Linked DNA regions of Homo sapiens: all the other regions are linked to region 2. Evidence: chromatin contacts called from ENCODE Hi-C or POLR2A ChIA-PET data. All regions are on one chromosome and are shown on one strand. Each heading gives the region's core, a stretch centred on a gene start or an enhancer-like site at or near the end of the contact. The rest is flanking DNA. Distances are from core to core; before and after follow the strand shown. Region 1 holds the start of ATP6V0A2 (ATPase H+ transporting V0 subunit a2). Region 2 holds the start of KMT5A (lysine methyltransferase 5A). Region 3 overlaps VPS37B (VPS37B subunit of ESCRT-I).

Region 1 (2,700 bases), core at 81-2,580, 330 kb before region 2:
CTTATCACAGCTCATAATCAGAGTGTGTTTAATCTGTCTCCTCCCACACTGGAAGCTCCAGGAACACAGGGACTGTGTCTGCCTTGCTCACCACCGAGTCTCCAGCACCAAAAACAGTGCCTGAACATAGCGGGCAGTCAAGAAAAGCTTGTCTGTTCATTCAACAAATGCCTATCGATGCCAATGACTGCCAAGGACTGCGTTAAGGTACTTACTCTCAGAGGTTGACAGTCCTTGGTGGAGACAAACAATAAACAAGTAAATGGACAAACAAATGTTTATTATTACTTGTTGGGGAGACAGCTTCCACTCGACAAACAATGACTGAGTTCTTAAGTCCTTACACACAATGGTATGTACAGCATTAAGCATCAGTGACCAAAACACAAAAATCCCTCTCCTCAAGCAGATGACATCCAGCTCCTTCCCATTTCTGGCTCTGTCTGGGCTCCTCCTGTTCCCTCCAACAAGGACCCTCTCCCCAGATCTTCCCCACGGCTGGCTCCTTTCTATTTGGGTCTCAGCTGAAATATCACCTTCTCCGGGAGGCTTCCTCGACAATCCCTTCACACTCACCTCCCGCCCGAATCACCTTCACATCACCCCGTTTCTTCTTTATGGCAAACCTTTTCTGGTTGACCTATTTATTTGGTTAATGCGCCCCCCTAACCCCCGTAAAGTTCCAAAAGGACTCCAAGAGGCCTTTGTGGGATTTGTTCTCCCGCTGAGCTCGGTGCCCGGAGCTGATGAAGACCACACGGGCGATCCTAACTAACTGGGGCAGAGCAGCCGCCGACCACACAGACGGCCGGCGACCCTGGAGTCAGCCCCGCGCTCCGGGAAGCTTTGGCCGCTGAGCTGGGGTGTCATCTTCCCCGTCTGGACAATGGGGACGGGGCGCGCCCTTCCTCGGTGCTCCCCGCGGGAGGGCCCCAGCGATGCGCGGGATTGGGGGCGCCAGGAGAGCAGGTGCGGCCCGCGTCTCCCGGGCGACACTCACGTCTCGGAACTGGACCAGGCCTTTCTCGCCCAGGGCGCTGAGGCACTCGTAGGCCGTGCCCGACTGCAGGAAGAGCTGCGCCAGGCACATGGTCTCGCTCCGGAACAGGGACCCCATGGCGGGCCGACCCGCGCCCGGAGGGGCTCGATGGGCGGCGGCGGCTCCGAGCCGCGCGGGCCCGCACACTCAGCCGGTGCGGCCCGGGCCTCGAGCTCTTCCTGTGGCCTGGCCGCGGCCCCGCACTATGGGGCTCCAGACTGCAGCGGCCGCCCCCGGTTCTGCCACCGCGGCCGCCGCTCCAGCTGCCGCCACAGCAGTCCGCGAGGTCCCGCCCCCAAGCCACTGCCGGTTCCGGTTCCGCCCCCGCGTCCCGCCCCCCCCGCCGGCCGACCAATGGACGCCCGAGGTTGTCGCCGCACGACGTGGCGGCAGGGCCAACCAGCGCGAACCCGGCGGGTACGACCACTGCAGCTGGCGCTCCGCCGGACTGGACGCAGAGCTAAATCCCGCGCGGCTCCCCGGCTTTCCTGGAGGAGTCTCGCCGAGTGTGCACGCCGCGAAGCTCACCCGTTCCTAGTGCACGACCCTGTGCTGCTGCGTGTGTGTGTGTGTGTGTGTGTGAGAGAGAGAGAGAGAGAAACGGAATCTCACGCAGTCCCACAGGCTGGAGTGCAGTAGCGCGATCTCGGCTCACTGCAACCTCCGTCTCCCAGGTTCAAGCGATTCTCCAGCCTCAGACTCCCCAGTTGCTGTGACTACAGACGCGCGCCACCCGCGTCCAGCTAATTTTTTTGTATTTTTAATAGAGACGGGGTTTCACCATGTTGGCCAGGCTGGTCTCAAAACTCCAGAGCTCAGGTGATCCGCCTGCCTCGGCCTCCGCAGTGCTGGGATTACAGGCGTGAACCACTGCGCCCGGCCCTGCTGCTGGTTTTTTATGGATAGGGTTTCCCTCTGTGGCCCAGGGAGGAGTGCAGTAGCACGAGCTCGGCTCGCTGCAACCTTGACCTCCTGAGCTCAAGCGATCCTCCCACCTCAGCCTCTGGAGGAGCTGGGATTACAGACGCGCGCCATCACACCCGGCTAATTTGTTTTTAAAATGTTTATAGAGAAGGGGTTTCATCATGTTGGCCAGGCTGGTCTCGAACTCCTGAACTCAAGCAATCCTCCCGCCTTGGCCTCCCAAAGCGCTAGGATTACAGGCGTGATCCGCCGCCCGGAGGGATCCTAGGCTTCTTCGTGAAGTTGGAGTGTGCAGCCAGCATCCCAATCCAGTTTTCAAACATTTCCCACCGACCTCGCAAGACTCCTCCTGCTCAGTTGCAGTCTCCCCTTCCCGCCCGGCCTGGCCACCACAGGACAATTTTGTCTCGCTAAATTTGCCACCTCCAGGCTTGTCCTGTCGATGGAATCACACAGCACCCAGTGTGTGTTCCCCACACTGACCGGGAAGCAGTGGCCCCCCGCCCCAGGCCGCAACCTCACCGCTGTCCCAGTCGAGTCTCTGCTTACATATCCCCTTCCTTGAGACTGTCCCTGGAGTCACATCCTTGTTCTATTTCCTTCACTGCACCTGCCACCATCTGAAATTATCTTGTCTGTGTGTTAGTGCCAGTCTTCCCTGCTAGAATGGAAGCTCCACCAAGGTGGGGACATTGTTTCTGCCACTGTGGTATCTCCAAGCCCCAGCACATAGTAGC
Region 2 (2,700 bases), core at 95-2,594:
TTAAATGATTTTGCTGTGATGAGAAAAATGAACCCAGGAAGCATAGTTTTATTAAAATTTGTCAGATAAATTAGTCAGATAATGTTAAATATACTTTTAGATGCTTAACACTTTTCAAAGGAAAAATATTAGTATTAATTTTCTCCAAGAGTTGAGTGATGAAGCTCTTTAACCTGAAGTTTACTATGCCTCATTTTTTCATCAGGCTCTGGGTAAGTCTTATCCCAAAAGAACCTCTAGGGATGCTAGGAGAATAGATGATGCAACTGACTTCAGGGCCTGAAAACAAAGGGACCCAATAGATATTTACTGAATGAATCATTATTTTATTCATTATTATTGCTATAGGGAGCATACTGCACTAAAGCAAATTCCTACTAACACTTGAAGCCTTGAAATTTTGAGAAAAATATAATACCAAAACTTTTTTTTTTTTTTAATACTAATTCTACTCAACTTTCACGCTCAAGTTTTTGGCCCTTTGGCGTGAAGGAGACGCAGTGGCTGGAAATGACCAAGCGGTTGGAGATCTCTTTGCCGCATACCTGGGAGGCACTGTCCTGACAGCCAACTAAGTATGCAGAGGACTTCAGACAGGGCATCGCCTCCCAGGGCTGTACAAGCCCACCCAAGCCATCTACCGGGGGGCGAAGTCCTGACCAGATGCGGGGCGAACGACCGCGCCCGCGAGATGCCAGGAACCCGTTTTACCCCAAAGTGGGCCAGCGGGGCCCGGCCTTCGCTCCAGCGGCGCAGAGCTGACTCAGGACGTGGGGAGGGAGGAAAGGCGCCTGCTGCGGTGTCCACCCTGACGCGCACCCCAATATGCAGGTTATCGATCTGCGCCTTCGCCTCGGGATCACCTCCTTTCCCAAAGAGAGAGGGCCCCAAAGTGGGCGAAGCCTCACTCCTGCCCCCGCCCCACTTCTATCAATAACACCTATTCCCTGGAGGTGCCCTGCGCTTTAGTTTCCAAAGAGCTCTGACATATGGATCTGCTGCCGTGGAGAGGCAGGCCCGCAGGTGTTCACTTCATAGAAGGGAAACAGAAGCACGGCAGTGGGAAGGGTTTCTGGGGGCATCTGGAGCCGCAAGGGGGGGCCGGCGGGTTCCGCAGCAGCACCCCCTCTCCCCCCACGCGGGTCCCCAAGCTTGCCCCGAGCCACCCGAGGAGGACGCCTCCCCGCAGCCGCTGCCTCCACCCCGGCAACCCCTCCAGCACGACCCCCGACCCAGCCGCTCCGGTGCCGGCCACTTGGGCAAATACCTCTAGCCATGGCTCCACTCTGTCACCGCCTGGGATCTCCCGGGAAACCCAGCTTTCGAAAAAAGTTGCAACAACTCAGCCAACTGCTCCGCCGGGCTCCAGCTGCTCGCCCCGATTGGCGCCGCCTCCCGCCTCTCCGCAGGCTGCCCGTAGTGATAGGCCAACTCGGAGAAAGGCCCCGCCCTTCTCCCGCCTCTTCGGCGGCGGGGCGTGTCCAGCCGCCGCAATAACTGCAAACGCTTTCCCGACAGGTCCCGGCGGAGGAGGTGGGAGGGGTGTTTAAATTTGACCGTCGCCAGACGTTGAATGGCTGCGATGGAAGACACCCGAGCTGCCATTGGGAGGCCCCAGATTCCTCCCCCTCCCGCTGCTGAAGCTCCGCCTCCGGAGCGTGAGTAGCCCGGCTGGAGCCCTGGGCTCCGAGCCGACCGGATCTGGGACTTCCGGTTCTCTGTGGGCTTGACCGGAACCCGACCTTTGACCCCTCGATCTTCCCTTAAGAGCTGGGAAACCTGAGTCTCCCAGCAGTTTAGCAACTCCAGCACACCGACCTCTCCAGCAGTTTGATCCATTCATTCTCAGGTTTGAAAGGTTTTGGCCGGGCGCGGTGGCTCATGCCTGTAATCCCAGCACTTTGGGAGGCTGAGGCGGGCGGATCACCTGAGGTCCGTGGTTCGAGACCAGCCTGACCAATATAGAGAAACCCAGTCTCTACTAAAAATACAAAATTAGCCGGGCGTGGTATCGCATGCATGTAATCCCAGCTACTCGGGAGGCTGAGGCCGGAGAATAGCATGTAATCCCAGCTACTCGGGAGGCAGAGGTTACGGTGAGCCGAGATCGCGCCATTGCACTCCAGCCTGGGCAACAAGAGCGAAACACTGTCTCAAAAAAAAAAAAAAAAAAAAAGGTTTATTGAATATTCCAGTATTCAAAACCCGGCCGGGCGCGGTGGCTCACGCCTGTAATCTCAGCACTTTGGGAGGCCGAGGCGGGTGGATTACGAGGTCAGGAGATCGAGACCATCCTGGCTAACACGGTGAAACCCCGTCTCTACTAAAAATACAAAAAAAATGAGCCGGGCGTGGTGGCGGGCGCCTGTAGTCCCAGCTACCTGGGAGGCCGAGGCAGGACAATGGCGTGAACCCGGGAGACAGAGCTTGCAGTGAGCCGAGATCACGCCGCTGCACTCCAGCCTGGGCGACAGAACGAGACTCCGTCTCAAAAAAAGAAAAAAAAAAAAACCCACAGACACAACTCCTACCAACTAACTGGGTCAGTAGGGAAGGTCCTTCCAGGACCGCAAAGATCCTAATGCTTCACACCCACCCATTTTACAGATGGGGCAATAGAGGAAGCGGGTCACTTACGCGCTGCCCAAGGTCACCCAGCAATGTAATTGCAGGGCCTGGGTCAGTCTCTCCACTGTTCAA
Region 3 (2,700 bases), core at 200-2,699, 510 kb after region 2:
TTCTGAGAATGCTGTAGGTGCGGGCATATTTTGTTTTTATCCTAACGCAGCCCAAATTCCAAGTACACACTGGATTTTGAGCATTTAAAGGACTTCCGGTGCTATTAAGGATTCCCATTTGTTTGTTCAAGTTTGCTAAACGAATTCAGTCATGTCACTTACTTAGTTGTTGTAAGTATTATATTACAGTGTGAAGGGGGTAAAAAGAACTGCTATGAGTATCTTTCCATGAAGAAGATTTAGCTTGGAAATGTGGGCAGATTTGTCTGCCTTTGTGTTTAGGAAGGCACAATTATAATTACAGGTGGAGGAGCTAGACACTGGCCAGCTGGAATCAGAATTTCACATTGTAGAAGTGTCTGGTCTGGAAAGCATCCATGGGAAACCTACACCCTTGACCCAGCATTGGCCACAGAGCTGCAGGCGGTCTCCTGCCTCTGCCTCTGCCCCTGCGTGCCTCTCCTTTGTAGCAGCCGTGGCATATGCAGAGGGGACTGTAGATCTCTTTTCTTTCTTGCTGACTTTATTTTCTACCACACTCCCCCAACCCAAATAAAGAAATAATGACATGTGCATTTGAGATAGTGTGTGTGTTTTTTTTTTTTCTCTTTCTGAGATGGAGTCTTACTCTGTTGCCCAGGCTGAAGTGCAGTGGTACAATCTTAGCTCACTGCAACCTCTGCTTCCCAGGTTCAAGCAACTCTCATGCCTCAGCCTCCCCAGTAGCTGGGATTATAGGCACCCGCCACCACAGCTGGCTAATTTTTTTGTATTTTTAGTAGAGGTGGGGCTTCATCATTTTGGCTAGGCTGGTCTCGAACTCCTGACCTCAAGTGATCCATCCGCCTTGGCCTCCCAAAGTGCTGGGATTACAGGTACGAGCCACCGTGCCCAGCCAGACTGTGTGTTCTGAGAGAGTTACATATATTAATGTAAGCATCCCAAGAGATAAAAAGAGACCTCCACATTTCTGCCTGGATAAGTATATATAAGATACTTTTTTTTAACTTAAAACAGAAAAACCCTTTCTCTACAAAGTTATGCGTGCTTGCTCTAATGAATCAAACACTGTGATAGTTAAAAGTAGAAAGTGGAAAGTAAAAAAATCATACCACTCGGGCTGCTGCTGTTACCCTGGGGTGAGCATGCTTCCAGAGAGTTCTCTGTGCTCATGCACGGATAGGTGGGCAGAAATAAGTTTAGACAAGCCAGGTCCTACTACAAATGCTGTAATCAGGCATCTCATTTTTCTTCACTTATGAGAAGTAATGGAAACTGAAGTGAAACTGAGTAAATTTATAAGAATGTTTCTTTACCACAGAGAGATTATTTCCTGAAAAGACTTTTCTATGGTTAACAAAAAGGATCATGAGAATGATCAAGAGGTTGGCATCACTGTTTTCAATTTCAGGTATCTGTTGGTGCCTACCATGAAACAAAGACAGTGGCAACTTAAGATTTTTTTTTTTTTTTTTTTTTAGTTTGATGGTTCCTAAAATACCTCTCTAAGCATTCTCAGATTTACTGTACAGATTTGGTCACAGACATTGAGGCTGGAATCAGTCGGAGAGGGGTGGAGAGCCGGGTGTATGTGGCCGGAGTGGCTGCCATCTGGGCCTTGCTGAGTGGTGTATGCTGCGCCTGTGGAGGCCTCCCGGGCCTGTCCTGGCCAATTTGCCTTTGCTTTGCAAATGAACAAAGCTGTTGTTTCTCCTCCCCCCTTTTTTTTTCCAACTGTAACAATGAAAAGATTGAGGAAAGAGTTTCTACATTGATTGTAGCATCCAAGGTGTGTTCTGGGGCAGGTTTTGAGTGTTAAAAAGTTTTATCCAATGCTTAAGAAAAGACATTCACCTTCAGCACATGCATCCTGGCCATTGTCCCTACTGCCATTATCCTGCAGGATGCTGTGGGTATTCTCTGGGTGGCCACTTAGAATTTACTGTATTTGTCTGGGTGTGGTGGCTCATGCTTGTAATCCTAGAACTTTGGGAGGCCGAGGCAGGGAGATTACTTGAGGTCAGGAGTTCAAGACCAACCTGGCTAATGTGGCAAAACCTCGTCTCTACTAAAAATACAAAAAAAAAAAAAAAAAAAAAAATTAGCCAGGTGTGGTACACACCTGTAATCCCAGCTACTTGAGAGGCTGAGGCACGGGAATTGCTTGAACCTGGCAGGCGGAGGCTGCAGTGAGCTGAGATCACGCCACTGCATTCCAGTCTCGGTGACAGAGCGAGACTCTGTCTCAATTTAAAAAAAAAGTTATCGTATTTATATGAAAACATCTGAATACCCAAAGGATATTTAAAAAATCACTGCCAGTTTAACAGTCCTCAGTTGGAGTTTTTTTTTTTTTTTTTTTTTTTTTTTTTTTTTTGAGACGGAGTTTCACTCTTGTTGCCCAGGCTGGAGTGCAGTGGCGCGATCTTGGCTCACTGCAACCTCTGCCTCCCAAGTTCAAGTGATTCTTCTGCCTCAGCCTCCGAGTAGCTGGGATTACAGGCATGTGCCACCATGCCCGGCTAATTTTGTATTTTTCTTAGAGAAGGGGTCTCTCCATGTTGGTCAGGCTGGTCTTGAACTCCTAACCTCAGGTGATCTGCCTGCCTCAGCCTCCCAAAGTGCTGGGATTACAGGTGTGAGCCACCGCACTCGGCCTCAGTTGGAGTTTTATTTGGCCTCTTTTGATGCCTGGTGGCT

The links. Hi-C counts contacts between places; a loop is a spot of excess contacts on that map. ChIA-PET counts read pairs that join two places held with the same protein, here RNA polymerase II (POLR2A). Pooled maps may share reads with other maps.
Region 1: a map of K562 shows a loop between it and region 2 (3-fold over the local background). The contact joins the promoter of ATP6V0A2 here to the promoter of KMT5A in region 2. A Hi-C loop is called at or near these places in 1 of 168 maps with a recorded cell type or tissue (K562), 1 of 37 single-sample maps with no recorded cell type and 12 of 50 pooled maps. POLR2A ChIA-PET finds 5 or more read pairs at or near these places in 4 of 52 experiments (HepG2, WTC11 and activated naive CD4-positive, alpha-beta T cell).
Region 3: a pooled map shows a loop between it and region 2 (3-fold over the local background). The contact joins the enhancer-like site here to the promoter of KMT5A in region 2. A Hi-C loop is called at or near these places in 1 of 168 maps with a recorded cell type or tissue (CD8-positive, alpha-beta T cell) and 7 of 50 pooled maps. POLR2A ChIA-PET finds 5 or more read pairs at or near these places in 4 of 52 experiments (Panc1, activated B cell, activated CD4-positive, alpha-beta T cell and 1 more).

The regions. Positions count from the first base shown.
Region 1 is chr12:123,710,983-123,713,682 of GRCh38, reverse strand. ATP6V0A2 (ATPase H+ transporting V0 subunit a2) reads right to left here and starts at 1,330. Exons shown (of 20, transcript NM_012463.4): 1 at 1,001-1,330. The coding sequence starts at 1,117. LOC105370042 (a long non-coding RNA gene) reads left to right here. Exons shown (of 3, transcript XR_945477.4): 3 at 1-917. RefSeq lists a silencer at 956-1,505.
Region 2 is chr12:123,382,776-123,385,475 of GRCh38, reverse strand. KMT5A (lysine methyltransferase 5A) reads right to left here and starts at 1,344. Exons shown (of 8, transcript NM_020382.7): 1 at 1,268-1,344. The coding sequence starts at 1,277. RefSeq lists enhancers at 714-873, 1,714-1,933, 1,456-2,186 and silencers at 1,054-1,223, 2,151-2,373.
Region 3 is chr12:122,874,625-122,877,324 of GRCh38, reverse strand. The region is part of intron 1 of VPS37B (VPS37B subunit of ESCRT-I); the gene reads left to right. Among named protein-coding and RNA genes, the nearest start is that of VPS37B, 20 kb to the left of the region's middle. RefSeq lists a silencer at 375-583 and an enhancer at 1,308-1,477. Within about 2 kb of position 1,449, at least 5 of the 41 ENCODE cell types and tissues checked have a DNase peak (open chromatin) inside an H3K27ac peak, as active enhancers do.